2 separate regions of the Homo sapiens genome follow, and region 1 is linked to region 2. Evidence: chromatin contacts called from ENCODE Hi-C or POLR2A ChIA-PET data. All regions are on one chromosome and are shown on one strand. The core of a region is the stretch at or near the end of the contact, and the rest is flanking DNA. Distances in the headings are between cores, read along the strand shown. Region 1 overlaps SLC37A1 (solute carrier family 37 member 1). Region 2 holds the start of UMODL1-AS1 (UMODL1 antisense RNA 1).

The links. Hi-C counts contacts between places; a loop is a spot of excess contacts on that map. ChIA-PET counts read pairs that join two places held with the same protein, here RNA polymerase II (POLR2A). Pooled maps may share reads with other maps.
Region 1: a loop to region 2 is called in a pooled map, with 3 times the contacts of the local background. The contact joins the enhancer-like site here to the promoter of UMODL1-AS1 in region 2. A Hi-C loop is called at or near these places in 1 of 168 maps with a recorded cell type or tissue (OCI-LY7) and 1 of 50 pooled maps. POLR2A ChIA-PET finds 5 or more read pairs at or near these places in 2 of 52 experiments (CD8-positive, alpha-beta memory T cell and Panc1).

Annotation. Positions count from the first base shown.
Region 1 is chr21:42,523,486-42,527,857 of GRCh38, reverse strand. It overlaps SLC37A1 (solute carrier family 37 member 1), which reads right to left. Exons shown (of 20, transcript NM_001320537.2): 3 at 2,001-2,082. It overlaps LOC107987299 (a long non-coding RNA gene), which reads left to right. Exons shown (of 2, transcript XR_007067878.1): 2 at 1-2,258. Among named protein-coding and RNA genes, the nearest start is that of SLC37A1, 12 kb to the right of the region's middle. RefSeq lists an enhancer at 2,573-2,662. Within about 2 kb of position 3,122, at least 28 of the 41 ENCODE cell types and tissues checked have a DNase peak (open chromatin) inside an H3K27ac peak, as active enhancers do; they include OCI-LY7, where a contact is called at or near this core.
Region 2 is chr21:42,106,458-42,110,757 of GRCh38, reverse strand. It overlaps UMODL1-AS1 (UMODL1 antisense RNA 1), which reads left to right and starts at 2,224. Exons shown (of 2, transcript NR_027243.1): 1 at 2,224-2,462. It overlaps UMODL1 (uromodulin like 1), which reads right to left. Exons shown (of 23, transcript NM_001004416.3): 10 at 1,059-1,196. RefSeq lists a silencer at 2,685-2,979 and an enhancer at 2,956-3,075.

The DNA of each region.
Region 1 (4,372 bases), core at 1,873-4,372, 420 kb before region 2:
CTTGAAAGGTAAAGAAACCCACAGGATTCAGCGTCAAGCCAATCCATGCCCAGGCACATCGCAGCTGCTAGGTCAGGAAATCTGTGCGTTTAGGAGGCTCTGAGGGTGATGCTGGGACTGTACTCAGGTAATTAAACCCGGACAAACCCTGAGGCACAGAGAGGATGAGTAGGGGCCCTGGAGGCAGCCTGACCCACAGGGAATTCTCGAGTGTGTGGCAGCCCTGCCTGGGGAACGAAGACCCGAGCCTCAATTTCCTCACAGGGGCACTCGCAGGGTTGCTGTGAGGATCACAGGGGTAATGTATGTGGCAGTTTGTCATACCCCAGGGCTCTGTAAGCGGCAGTTATTTATATTGTTACTTATGACACTGAACTAAGAGCTGACCCTGACGCCGCCTCCTCAGAAGCCCTAAGTCTTGAGTGGCCTGGACACCACTACACACGAGAGTCAGGGGCGGGGGCTTTGAGATGGACCACCAGGAAAGCCGGGAGAGGGACCGGGACAGGGCTCCCACTTGCTCCTGGCTCACAGGGGCCCTCATAGTCATCAGGTGGACCCCAACAGCTGTGGCCTGACAAAGATTCCCCCAAAGGCCAGCCCACCTTACACGCTACATCTGCCCCAACAGCCCCCCAGCCCAACAGGTGGTGCCTTCATGGAGATGCCCATCCCTGCACGTAGCACTCAAGGCAGTTCTCCCACCTGTAAAGCTGTTTTTCTTCCCCTACAATCCACACCCAACCTTTCTAGGTCAATCCTGAAACCCCACACAAGCTCCCCAACTACACCAGATCCTTCAACTCCAACACGCTCACCAAGTCTCTTCAATAGTCACTTCCATCTTTATAATTTACCATTTTCTTGAGCTGTTTGTATATTTCTCTAACCAGAAAGACAAGAAGTAGTAGTATTCAGATTTATAATGACTGGTTACTGGTACTGATTTGAGAGTTTCTTGTCAAGCGGATGAGTGTTTAAGGCCCACCACCTCTTTTCATATTCTTCTCTCTTAAAAACCACATTTTCAAAGGTCTGCAAACGTTTTCCACAGTCAACAACTTGAGAGGCATGGAAGTTTCTTGCTTATCAGGGGCCAAGGGGGAATTTTAGAATCTTTTGGGTAAATGAATGTTTAACATCCCCTGAAAGCTGCTGGAGAGTGGGGAACCTAGGACCGTCACAAAACAGCCAGCCTCTGCATTGCCTCTGCCGACCAGGGCTGCAGAGGGCAGCCACCCAGGGCTCAGCCACCGGCAGGAGTGGAGGAAGCACAGCTCCAAAGGTCACAGAATTGCAGTCCTGGAGCTGGGTCCCTGCCAACTCCCGGAGAGTGAGCGAGGGGCCACTGGGCTGTGAATGCACTGTCTCTGGCAGTGGATGATTTCCTCGTTCTTCTACGATAGAGACTCTAATGCCTCTCAGGCCCCTGATGGTCTACAGGCCGGGTGACGTAATCCCAATGAGGGTAAGAAAATTATTCCTGCTTTTCTCCAGGTTATAACTGGTGATTATGTAGGCTTGTCTGCTTTAATCTTCTTTTCTCAAAGTCTAGTAGAACACCTGCTTAACAACTTCCTGCCCACCCATCACTCAGACAAAAATGCAGCGTTCCAAGAACAATGGAGAGCCACCTCCGCAGCCAGACCTAGGGTTGGATCGCACGAAGAGCTGGAATTTGGGGAACCACTTAAGACTGGATACATTTGGAAGGAACAGTCACACAAGATAAAATAAATATTTAGCTAAGCTTTCAAATTCTGGAAATGTCAACTAATAAAACTAAAAGTCTACTACCTCTGAAAGTATAAATCCAAAAAACATTTAAAAGACTTTAATTTTAGCAAAGGGAAACCGAAAAGCCAAAGCAGCAGAATAACTTGTTTCTACATAATCTGTTTCCCCATGTACCTGCTACCATCCCCATCCTCTGCCCCACAAGCTTTTCAAGTGACGAACTCCTCACAGAGACGACAGGCAGTGCTTTCCATGATTCTTACCTTAACTATGCTGATAGGCTTTCGAGATAAGTGAAAACTTGCATACAGCAGAAATGTCAAAATAAAAATGAAGGCTCTGTACCTGAAACACAAAACAGTGGGAGAGGATGATATGAAATAACAGAAGTTATGTTAGGAATACATATCACTGTGTTCTGAAACGTTCTTATGCTGTGTATTATTCATTCAGTTCTACAGCCATTATCAATATTACTTATGTCACTATAATATTGGAACATTAAAAAATATTGCCACGTTTGCTTTGTCCAAATGGAAACTGAACACTGTAAGAGACAGGAAAAACCAGACTGCTTTTCCTACCCTCATGCACAACACACAACATACCATACTTCTAACACTACGTGTGTAGGGGTTTTCCCCATATACCAAGCAATTCTCCAGCTGACACTGGATGTCCTCTAAGTGAATTCAATTCTCACACTGTCTTCCAGGAGTCAGCATCAGCCCCCACAGGGCGGGGCTCCGGCCGAGGCTGCCCCGCTTCACATGCCAATGGCAACAAGCCCCAGGTTGTGACCTGCTCCTCTGACCAACTGGCTCTCAGGGTGGTTCCCAAGAACCCCTTCTCAGGTTCGATTAATTTGCCAGAGCAGCTCGTAGAACTCAGGGAAACACATTTACTGCTTTATTATAAACGATGTTACAAAGAATACATACAGATGAAGAGATGCACAGGGCGAGGTATGGGGCAGGGAGCTCGGAGCTGCTGTGCCCTCGCCAGGGCTCCACCCTCCGGGAACCTCCCCGTGCTCAGCAGCCTGCAAGCCCCCAAACGCTGTCGTTGAGGGAGTCTGTGGAGGCCTCATTACACAGGCACGATCGAGCAGAACACCGGCCACTGGTGATCCACTCCACCTCTGCGGGCTCCCTCCCCTCCCCAGAGGTCCACGGGTGGAGTCCCAACCTCTAATCACGTGGTCGGTTGCCCTGGCAACCAGTCCCCCAGGAGGTTGTCCTGGGGCCCGCCACAGTCACCTCATTAGCAAACAAAAAGACACTCAGCACTAAAGGTTGTAGGAGCTGTGTGCCCAGAACCAGGGCCAGAGACCAAAAGCATGTTTCTTATTATTACGTCACAATATCAAAAGCATTCATCTATTTAAAGAAACCGTAACCAAAGGGAAACCTGGGACTCGAGATGCACACTTGAGTTTACAAAGCAGAACAAGCACGATGAAATGTTTAGTTTACAACAAAACTAACCACAAGTTTCTGGCGTAGCCTGCTATCCTGGGCAATTAAGATCATATTTATTTTTGGCTCTTTGGTTTCTATGCAACTTTTCAGAAGCACACAAGCAAGGCAGACATATAAATATTTCACGGCCCTCAAAGAGAAAAAGGCAGTGACGCTGGCAGGCTCTCAATAGGCCAGTGACAGAAACACTGGTACAAAGCCCCTCGCTCAGTTTGGCTGGGAGAAAAGCAGCCGAAAGAGTCAGCATGAGTGTGAGGAAGAAAGAAGAAAAGAAGGTGCCTTAGAAAGAAGACAAAGGGCAACTCCAGTCTAAGAGTCTCAACCACCGCATAGAAAAATACTTTTTGGGGCAACAAAATGGGTTGGGAGAAAGAAGTATTTGACAGGAGTGGAAGGCGAGGGGCAGCTCTTCTGTGTCCTAGGCACATCTCCCTACCCTGGAGAACCTGTCCTGCTTGTGGCCTGGGAAGAGACTTCAAATGGCGCCACCAACAACCTGAATCAATAATTACCTAAGGCGGCGTCCTACACAGGACAAAGAAAGGCAGCGTTTCCGAGAGTCCCTGGGATAAGGGGTTGCTTCTCCCAGCTGCGCATCTACATTTTTAATGTTGTGATTTACTCCGAGGGAAGCTTTCCACAAGTAACTAAAATCCTAGGATCCCAGAGCTGCCTTCTTCTCTGGTCACCAGCTAAAGTAGGGGTCAAATAAATATTTCCAGATTTTTCTTAAAAAAAAAAAGGCCATATTTCAGGTGGGAAAGAAAGGTTGGTGGCTCCGTGTGACACAAAACTACAACCTTTGGAATGCCTGTGCCTTTGGGGAAGGAACCAAACCAAACCAACTCGCAGAATACCTGCTGACTGAAGACAGAAATTCCCCAGTGCTCTCTTCTTCATCAGGGAACTATCTTCCAATGGCCTTTCTCCAATTCTTCCTCTCCAAGCCCATGGCAAGGGCCAAATGGGAAAAAAGCGAAACCCTAAAAGGCGAGCCTATCATTTATCCCAAAGCCCAAAGAACAAAGGCTATGTGGGTACAGTGGATTTGCTCCAGAAGCCCCGGCCTCTGTCCTCGTGTTTCTGAAAACCATCCTTTCTGGCAAGGAAAGAAAGTCTCAGCGCTTTGGATGAAGCTCTCTGTTAGGCCACCA
Region 2 (4,300 bases), core at 975-3,474:
ACGCAGGCGGGCGCCAGCGTTCAGGAGTGTTTCCTGGGCCCATGTTTGCAGCCTCCCCGGGGCTCTCTGAAGGCAAATCACGCCTCTCCACTGGATAAATGAGGAAACTGAAGTTGAGGGTGAGGGATCCACCCGGGGGGCTACAAAACCCGGGCTTGAATGCAGGGCTTGGTTCTCATAGGCCTCAGATTAATCCATCAGGACTCTGGGAAAATGGGACAATTTCCCCCAGATTTGTGCTCAATGTGGGACTTGGTGCTGGATGCTGTCATCGACTTGCAGGACATTAGGCGAATGAGAAAAACAGAAGACAAGGTGTGGGATGTTAGGAAGCAGGACAGCACACGCAGTGTCTAAGGAATATTCTCCCCAGGGAACTGGTCTCGGCTGCTCCTTCCAGCTAGAAAGCCCTCAGCAGGGGCTGGCAAGCCAGTGGCTGGGCGCCTCTGCCACGCCTGTGTCCGGGCCGACATTGCTAATCAGTCACTGCATTTTAGGTCCCTACGTGGCCTCCTCCTGCTGCTCAATTCAGCATCCCAGGTATCCCCGACCCACTCATCAGAACTGGTCCACAGAAAAGACTGGGGGCCGATACAGCAGGACTAGAGCTCAGCGGCCCCCATCGGGCCTCTCTGCAGCTTCTCTGGGCTTCCACACTGTCTCGGGCTCCAGGCCACACCCTCTCGGGCTCCAGGCCACTGGGGAAGGAATCCCTCGACCCCGGGCTGCATCCTGACTTCTGTGGGCCCAAGGAACTTGGCCTTCATGGACCCCTGCACCCCTCCACTTAACAATCTATCAAAAATTACATTTTATAATGGCATTTAGATAGAGATGAGTGTAATCCAAGCTAGATTCATTGTTTTATGTATATTTACTATCCTTCTATTAATTTCTTTCTTCTGATTTTAAAATAAATTGAAATGAAAACATTTCTGTAGGCCCCTAACATTACCATAGGTCCTCAGCCCTGTGCCTATGGAGAATTGGGCTTTGCCCCACCCCCAGATTCTCGGGCAGGGGGTCTTCCCAGAGTCGGCAGGGGGGTCGACACGTACCCTCACAGGCCCGGCCTGCGCGGGAGGGGGTGGCGTCCCTGGTGGTACGGCACTGGCAGGTGTAGGAGCCCTCCAGGTTGATGCACCAGGCAGCCGGTGAGCAGTCGTGTTCCGCGCTGTCCACACACTCGTCCCAGTCTGCCAGGGGGAGACACAATCAAAACCCATGAGAAAACAGCCAAAGAGTGATCAGAAGACAGACCCATGCTGGAAGGAGTCCTTCCTAGCCGTCTTTGCAGTGAACGGCCGGGAGCAGGGGCATTTTGGGGCATCCGTCCAACACTCTCATGACAACCTTACGGCCTGCCTGTGCCCACCTTCACATTGGTTGGCTTATTTGGGGGCAAAGATTAGGAAATGTTCATTCCTTAAATATTAGCACCCATGGGTGTGCATGTAGCCCTCTCTTCTTTATTCTGTTTCCACACCCAAAACTTGAAATGTTTTCTCCTCTCTCTTTGATGTGCCAACATTCTCCAATACTTAGTGTCTCAACCAAGAAATAGGAAAGTAACTGAGCCAGGGGTGGGGACACAGCTGAGTATAACGTGAACTTTCCGCATGGGGGGTGGGGGTCCAGCGGAGTATAACACCAGCTTTCCACGCCGGGGGTGGGGGTCCAGCGGAGTATAACACCAGCTTTCCACGCCGGGGGTGGGGGCCAGTGGAGTATAACATGAGCTTTCCACACCGGGGGTGGGGGTCCAGCTGAGCATAACACCAGCTTTACATGCCAGGAGTGGGGGTCAGCCTGAGTATAACATGGACTTCTCTCGTGGGGGGGGTGGGGGTCAGCCTGAGTACAACATGAACTTCCCACGCCGGGGGTGGGGTCCAGCGGAGTACAACATGAACTTCCCGCGCCATATTCTAGAGCACCCGGGTGTCTCCACAGGTATGTCCCTCCTCCTGTGCCCAAAGACTTGTGATGTCATGTCACCGGGGGGCCCGCCTGAGGGGAATGAAGGTGAGGACAAGGACAATGTAGCTCCCATGGGGTGGCTGAGCCGAGGTCGTCAGGGCCAGGCCCTGCTGGAGGTGACAGTGCCTTCTGCGCGTGCTTCTGTAGAGCTGCGGGTGGAGGTGCTCGGGAACGAACCCACACCCGGCATGCCAGAGAAGTTCCAATTCAGGTGGAATTTAAGCCACGATGCAGGACCAGTTCAGTTCTGGGCAAAGAAAACCCTGCTGCTGAGTGCTCTGAGGCTCGTTTTGTGGGTTTTTTTCTGTTGTGCTTCCTGCGGTCTCCACAGAAGCAGCTTCCCTGGAGAACAGCAAGCTCGTCAGCTGCCACAACAGCTATGCCACCACCCTAGCATGGCCTGGGGGCTGCCTTGCCATCAGAACACTGCTGGTGCCAACCCACACCTCTTCCTGGGGTGCTACTCAACCTCCAGCCTACAGGTAACTCTCCTGGGGGTGCTCCGGGTTGGGGTTGGAGCCTAGGCTGGCTGGGCTGCAGTCCACGGAGGACAGCAGAGGCACCAGGCAAGACGCTGGCTCAAACCACCAAGCACCTGATGTCTATTTTGGGGCGTGGTGATTCACCTAATCTTCACTCCTCCGTCCCCCCAGACAGCTCCCAAGCGAGCTCAGAGGAAGGCGCTGACAGCTGTATTTAGTCTTGCATTAAGCCTTGAGGCTTGCCGGCCCTCCAGTTCAGAGGAAGAGGCAGGTGTGGGAGCAGGAAGAGCTGCCAGTGAGCCTCTGCACCCTCCCGGGCTGGCCAGGCGAGGGCGCAGAGCCAGCGAGAGCCCAGGGCAGGACGCTGCACACTGCTCCCACTGGCCCCGCAGCTGGGACAAGGGCTGAGCCCTCTCCTGGAGCAATGGGGGCAGCTGCTTCAGAGACTCCCAGCCCAGGTGCCCCTCCTGAGCTGGCCCCACCCAGAACAACAAGCTGGAGAGGGTCCAGGAGCAGGTACAGACCCCAGATCTCCTGGGCCACCCTGTCCCAGCAAGGTGCAGGCTCCTCAGTTGGACCATGAGCTGTCTTTCAGGGCCCAGGGCGTCCTCCAGAAGTGATGCCCCTCGGACTCTCCTGGGGGCGTGTGTCAGATTCACACTGGGAGAAAGAGGGCACAGAGCACCTCATCCTAATGCCACCGCAAATGGACGCTGGACAAATAGCGGTACCCGTGAACCTAAGGAAAGGAAGCAGCCTGCAGTAGGTTAGCCTGGCCAGCAGGTGAGGGGGATGGTGACAGCCCTAGGCCAGGATCCTCACTCACGGCCCTTCTCTCACTCTGCAGAGGGGATGGAAAGGGCTCGCGCAGTGGCGAGGCGGGTGGGAGCAGGCAGCAAACTGGAAGCTTTGGGGAGCTCAGCTCCACCTACTCTGGCCCCAGGAAAAGCGGCGTTGATTCCAGAGCCCCAGAAGACCCACAAGGCCTCTTACGCAGAAGGATGCCGGTGGGAGTCCTGCTCCTCTGGCTAAGGTCGGTGCAGAGGGTTCACAGCGGTGCCTCATAGAAGCCCAGTGATGACCCTCACTCTAGAACAAATGCACACTGTATGAGAATCTCTCCTGAGAGCAGATGTTGGGAAAGAGAAGGAATAGGGGCCGTGCTGTTAGGAGCAAGAGATTGAATGGAAATGATGTGAGGGGTTCAAAAAGGAGCCCCGTGAGGCGGAAGGACCAGTGGGAACCCAGGGGTTGCTAGGAGACCTTCCTAGATGAGCTCTCATCCAAGATATGAAAGTTAATCCTGGAAGAGTTAGCCCTGAACGCTGGAGGGGCCATCAGAAATGCACTGTCGCCATGCACAGGCACTGGGCTAAACCCACACAGGCATTGTGCCTTAATTTACTCCATCGCCATAGGAGGTGGGATGTTGCTGTAATCTCATTCCACAGATGAGTATACTGAGGCCCAGGGAGAGGAAGTCATTTGTGCAGCATCCCACAGTGAGTGAGTGTCAGAGCTGGGATTCCAACCCGTTCCGCCTCACTCTAACCTCTTCCTATGGGGCAAAGTGAGCAGGAGGTTTGGCCGCCGCTGTGAGGGTGCAACTCATAGGCGCGGGGGGCGGCTCAGCCTCCAGGCCTCCCAGCACATGGTACGTACCTCCTGGGGAAAGACCGAACACATGGCCACCTACACAGCCCACCGTGACTGGCGCAGGAAACCCCAGGCCCCGGGATGGACGGCCTAAGGGTAAAGATAAGGTCACGACAACCTGACCCCTCCACGGGCGAACAGCGCCTCATCTATCGGGGTTGGGACATGTGGACGCACCGGCA